Regions from separate parts of the Homo sapiens genome. Here region 1 is linked to region 2. The links are chromatin contacts, found by Hi-C or POLR2A ChIA-PET in ENCODE. All regions are on one chromosome and are shown on one strand. The core of a region is the stretch at or near the end of the contact, and the rest is flanking DNA. Distances in the headings are between cores, read along the strand shown.

Region 1 (2,700 bases), core at 155-2,654, 310 kb before region 2:
GTGTGAGGTATAGAGTCGGTTGACATTTTTTCCTAGACAGTTTGTTCTGCTTGGAAGAAGGTGACGTGGGCCAAAACTTCTCTCCCTACCCCTTTTCCATCCTGGTGAAACAAAGACTGTCCTAGAAGCATGGAAAGAAAATGCCCCATCCAGCTCTCAGAAATACCCAGAGCAAACCAAAGTTGGTGGGATGATGTGCTGGCGGCACAGATCTGGCAGTCAATGGACAAGGTGCACCTCATTTTATTTTTGGAAGCCCTACTTACAAATCTATTCCCAGGGACCTGAGACAAGATCCAGGGATGTCTCCCCAGTTCAAAGCCACTCATAAACTGCTGTTGACTTATGAAAGGCCTGAGGATTGCTAGTAGGAGTGTGTGTAGGGTGGGGAGAGGTTGTGGATGACAGCATCCACAACTGTCAGAGCTGACCCCAGAGAGGCCCCACTCTGATTGAATATTGGCTGTCTGCAGCTTCCAGCTGCTCTCATTCTCTGGAGAATTGCCCTTGGCCAAATGGGATCCACTCACTTCCTTTGCCCATGAACAGCATCTGCCTCCCCCTATGTGCCTGGGGGGCAGATTGGCCAGTGACTGAATGGCACAGGAATACAGAACGCCAGGCTGCTGGCCCCATTGTGGGTCTACTATGGTGCACTGTACAATGCTGGGATCCTGGGCTCTGGCTGGGAGATCTCCTTAGCTCTCCTCTCTGCCTATCCTTCTTCCCAGGGCTACCAGACTTAGCAAACCAACATAACTAAATCCAGTTAAACTTCAGATAGCCAACAAAATTTTTTGTATAAATATGACCCATAAACAACTTAGGCCATACTTGTGCTAAGAATTATTCGTTGGTTATCTAAAACTTAAATTTAATAGGGCATCCTCTATTTTATCTGGCAAATCTATGTGTGCCCCTTCTCCTGAGAGCATACCCCCAGTAAATCATTGGAACACGAAGCCCAGTCTCAAGCTCTGCTTCTGGGAACCCTTTCAGAAAGTGGGAGGTGGTGGGCAGGAAAGGAAGACAGTTCGAGCCACTCAGTCCCCTTTGTTCAAAGCTACTTGGTGAGATGCCTGTACTCAGCTACCCTTGCAAGCAGGACTCTGGGAATCTGAGGACCAGACCCAGACATGGCTCTGCCTGGCCCCTGTGGGGAGCAGTCAGTTTCCAGAGAGAACACAGTGGCCACCCAGTCTCCCCAGAGCAGGATTCCGGCTTTCGTGGGTTTTACTTAATTAGGCATGAATCTTCATGGAAACACGTGCCAACAGACTTTGTTTTACTTACAGGATGCTTCCTCCCCACCCTCAAGGATTACAGGAAACCGCTGCTAATGTTACCTCATTGACTTTAGTCCTAAGAGCAATGATTTAGTTTCATTTCCTTGTCTTTCAACACAATCCTCTGGCTTTACGTGACTGTGTTCATCTGGGGAGCACCTGCAATGGCATAGCCCTCTAAGTGCACTGAAATGTAGACCTGTGATATGTCTGGCTTTATAAAGTAGACCGTTACGTGAGTCTTGTGTGTTTTACAAAATAATTCATCACAGGGCACTATTTTCTGCCATCAGATGGTGCTTTTCAAACTCTAATGTGCAAACCAACGCAGGGATCTTGTTAAAATACAGGTTCTGACTCTGTTGGACTACGGTGGGGCCTGATACTCTGCATTTCTGACAGCTCTCAGGTGATGCCAGGCATCAATACCATTCTCTTCTTGTAGAGGTAAAACCAGCCTCCAGGCTTCCCTTACAGAAGAGAAACTGGCTCTGGGGTCTGCTTTCTCTTCTGTAAGAAGAGGGCCAGCAAAAGGCCAGGGTCCTCAGGCACCCAGGGGTTAGCTAAAGGCACACAGGTAGTAATGGCAGAGCTCAGATTTGAATACAGGTAGTCTGGCTCCAGAGGTCTGTGCTCTTCACCATTAAATGTAAATGGGGAAGCTAAGGCTGGGTGGGCTGGACAGGTGTATATGTGAATTGACAGGACCTTGGGCCAAGGGACCCACAGAAACCCATAGCGGCGGTCACATCACCTGGATTCAAGGTCAGCCACTACTTGCACCAGCTTGAGGTATCACCTAAGTGGTTTACATTACTGTGAAACGAGGACATCCAGTGACCTCCCCTCACAGAGCCTTTGGATGTATCTGTGGCATTCTGCACATTGAGTGCTTAACACTGAGCCTGTTAGTGAACACCTAAGTGGTAACCATTATGAACATAACCTCAGAGACAATTGCCCTTGTACAAGCAAGGCATGCACTGTGAAAGACTCATTGTGGTCCCATGGACAGAGAGCTGGACCTGCGCCAGGCTTCTGTTTCTTGAGTATGGGGCTTAAGTGCTTCTGTTCTGGCCCTGCTGCTTCTAGAAGTCTGTGTAGGCATGCTGTAGCTGGCACCTAGTAAAGATCATGGTTTCTGACGGGAGATAGCATCATACCCTGAAGCCCAAACATAGCAGCAACAAACCCGCTGCACCTAAAGGCACATCAGCACTGGGAAAACGGAGGGAAACACCATAGCATGATTGGGATAATTGTTTGGTATAGACAGTGTGCCTGGAAAATTCAGCCTGGAGCCATTTTTCTCAATAGAGTGGATAGCTTAATGCTTTCATTACCTGCATCCTTATGGCAACTTTCCCTGTCTCTGAGCTTTTGCAGACTGAGTCTCCCTGGGGTGAGCTGTAAA
Region 2 (2,700 bases), core at 77-2,576:
CAACCATGCAGCAACTCCGAGAGGTCCGAGTTGGACCGAGTGAATCTTAGAGCTGGATATTAATTTTTGTTGGTAGATGCTGGCAGATTGGTGCTGAAGGCTTCGTGCCCATGACAATTCCCACATTCTAATCTGTACAGTTAAATAAAATGATAATTGTATTGATTATTGAGAAATTTTTCATCCCAGCTCCTTGTGAGAGCAACTGCTCTTACTAAACAATGAGCTCTACAACTTTAGGAGGAGTCTTTGGAGAAAAAAAGAAAAAACAGTGTGATATATGGTGTGACCACTGATTATCAGAATATCCTTCGTTCCTTTTAACTAGAGTATGCCCCCACCATTCACCAAGGGGCATCTCTCTAAGGTCATCAAACCAGGGACTGTCCACATAACAAATCCAGTGCTCTTTGAGTCCTGAGCCCGATAAAGCCTCTTCAAGCAGCATTTAACACTCATTTCCAATCCTTTTCTTTCTTGTTGGTTATTACATTTGTGTCCCGTTTGTTTGTTTACAGAAAGGAGGCTATTGACTGTACATTCGTTTCTCTTTATTCTGTTTCTCTCCTCCTTCTCTTTCCCCTTCCTTAACTCATCTTTCCCTTACCATCGCCCAAACATGAATATCCCACTCCCTTAGACTGCTGCTTATTTTTCTGAGAAATCATGTTGGCCATAGCCATCCTCTTTAGGTACTGGCTCCCACAATCATAACTGTAACCCTCTTTGGCAAGCTCTGGTTTTTGATATTTTTTCCTAATAGCTTTCCTTAGAGTAACCTGGGGAACCCAAGCTCAGCAAGTTTAAAAGCAAACTCACCTCCCTCCCCTTATCCTTCCCTTATCCAGTCTGAGTTCCCTGATGAAGCAAGCTTAACTCATATCTCTCTTGTCACTTCTGGTCTTGAAAATCTCCCTTCACTTCCCTTTTCCTGTGGAATAAGCCCCAGGCTCCTTAGTTTAGCATTCAAAGATCCTTCAGGAATTTCCTCCAACCTATTTCTTTAGCTTTACTTTTCAATTATACTATGTGATCTCTTCTATTACTACTACACAACTGTGCTGTAGACCAAGACTTACCAACTTGCATGTCCACAGGCAGTAAAAGTGAGTGAGTGAAGACTGCCAGAGCAGAAGGGTGATGAACTGGAGAGTGCCTCCTGCATAAAGTAGGCAAGTTGGCTCTAAACATGGTTGCCATAGGAGATGTGGCCCTGGTGTTGCCAGATCTTCTGACTTTTAAATTTTGTCAACTCACAGAAAGCATCTCTAGGGACTAAACAAGACCTGCAAGTCACAAGACCACAGGTTTGTGACTCAGCCACAGACCCACCCACATCCGTTGCTTTGCTCACATTTGCTTCTCCTTTTCCTCCTCCAATTCTTCTTGGAAATTCATAGTTCTCAAGTTTTTGTTGGCGGATTGGTAGCACTTGGAGAATTGGGACAAGGTTGAAATAATTTTATTTTATAAAAATAAATAATAGGTAGTATTTATCTAGAGTGCCTAGGGTATACCAGGCTCTCTGCCAGTTGCTTTAGATACACTGTCTTATTTAATCTTCACTGTAACTCTGCTAGGTATAGATATGATAGCCACTTTACAGGTGACTTAACTAAGGCCTAGAGAGATTAAGGACTATGCATTAGGCTACCCCGTTAGATTTCCAGCTGTCTGTTTCCATAGTATTCTTTATACTGTTTTCTGAGCTTCCCAGCATACTTGGCAGACGCATGCATATGCCATGAATGGGCTGCAATTGTACCTAGACACTGAGAGCAGCTGATTGGGATGTAACAACAGGAGCTATGAGGCCGCTCACCGCTCTTAGTCCCAGGGTGACCTGCACCCTTTCTCTGAGTGCCGCAGCCTGGAGAAGGTAGACAAGCCCCCTGTTTATTACTCTATGCCCCTCCAAGTAACATTTTTAAAAGGCAGTGTATAGAATTAAGCATAGCTAAGAACGGAATACCTGTTGTATTCAAATCATTCTTTCTTGAAGACGGAATGACAGGATTCTAAAACTGAATTTTACAAGTTAAAATAAAAACAGATTTGATTATTTGAAGAGTGTCCCCAAGCCCTGTCTGTAGTAAGTTCCTGTCATTTAAAGGGGTGACTTTTAAGATTTGATATATAAACAGCGTTAAATAAGTAAGCACTTTTTTTCTGCCACAAATACCTAAAAATAAAGCTAGATCTCAAGATTTGGTTATGTTAGAATGGCTAAAGAAAACGCTATGGTGAGCCTGTAAGAATTGGCAGGGATTAAGTGAATTTAAGAGCTGTAGTAAAAAGCTGCGTTCGAGGTCGTTAATATCACTTTCAGAAATGTAAGATACACAGGGAAAGAAGCATTGCTTTTAATGGCATAGCACTTTAATCTATTATTCCAACCTGAACATGAAAAAAATTTTATTTGTGCTTAATCAAATTACATGGTACATTTTGGCACTGCTTCTCAAAAAATAATGGCAAGTTGTAACATTCCAGGACCAGAAATGGGCCCTTTCATGTTCAAAGCTTTTCTTGGCTTCTTAAAATAAAGGTTAAGTAGAATATATTTTAGAGTGCCTTAAATTCCATTACATCTGAAGTAGAAATACAGGTGAAACAAAACGGCTAATAGTACTTCAGGGAATATGAGTTAATACAGAAATGTTGAATATTCACATTACCATACTTGGATTAAATGGCTAC

The links. Hi-C counts contacts between places; a loop is a spot of excess contacts on that map. ChIA-PET counts read pairs that join two places held with the same protein, here RNA polymerase II (POLR2A). Pooled maps may share reads with other maps.
Region 1: a pooled map shows a loop between it and region 2 (1.9-fold over the local background). The contact joins two enhancer-like sites. A Hi-C loop is called at or near these places in 4 of 50 pooled maps. POLR2A ChIA-PET finds 5 or more read pairs at or near these places in 2 of 52 experiments (A549 and WTC11).

Annotation. Positions count from the first base shown.
Region 1 is chr7:22,480,500-22,483,199 of GRCh38, reverse strand. All of the region lies in intron 4 of STEAP1B (STEAP family member 1B), which reads left to right. Among named protein-coding and RNA genes, the nearest start is that of STEAP1B, 18 kb to the left of the region's middle. Within about 2 kb of position 1,404, at least 2 of the 41 ENCODE cell types and tissues checked have a DNase peak (open chromatin) inside an H3K27ac peak, as active enhancers do.
Region 2 is chr7:22,172,942-22,175,641 of GRCh38, reverse strand. The region is part of intron 11 of RAPGEF5 (Rap guanine nucleotide exchange factor 5); the gene reads left to right. Among named protein-coding and RNA genes, the nearest start is that of RAPGEF5, 180 kb to the left of the region's middle. Within about 2 kb of position 1,326, at least 2 of the 41 ENCODE cell types and tissues checked have a DNase peak (open chromatin) inside an H3K27ac peak, as active enhancers do.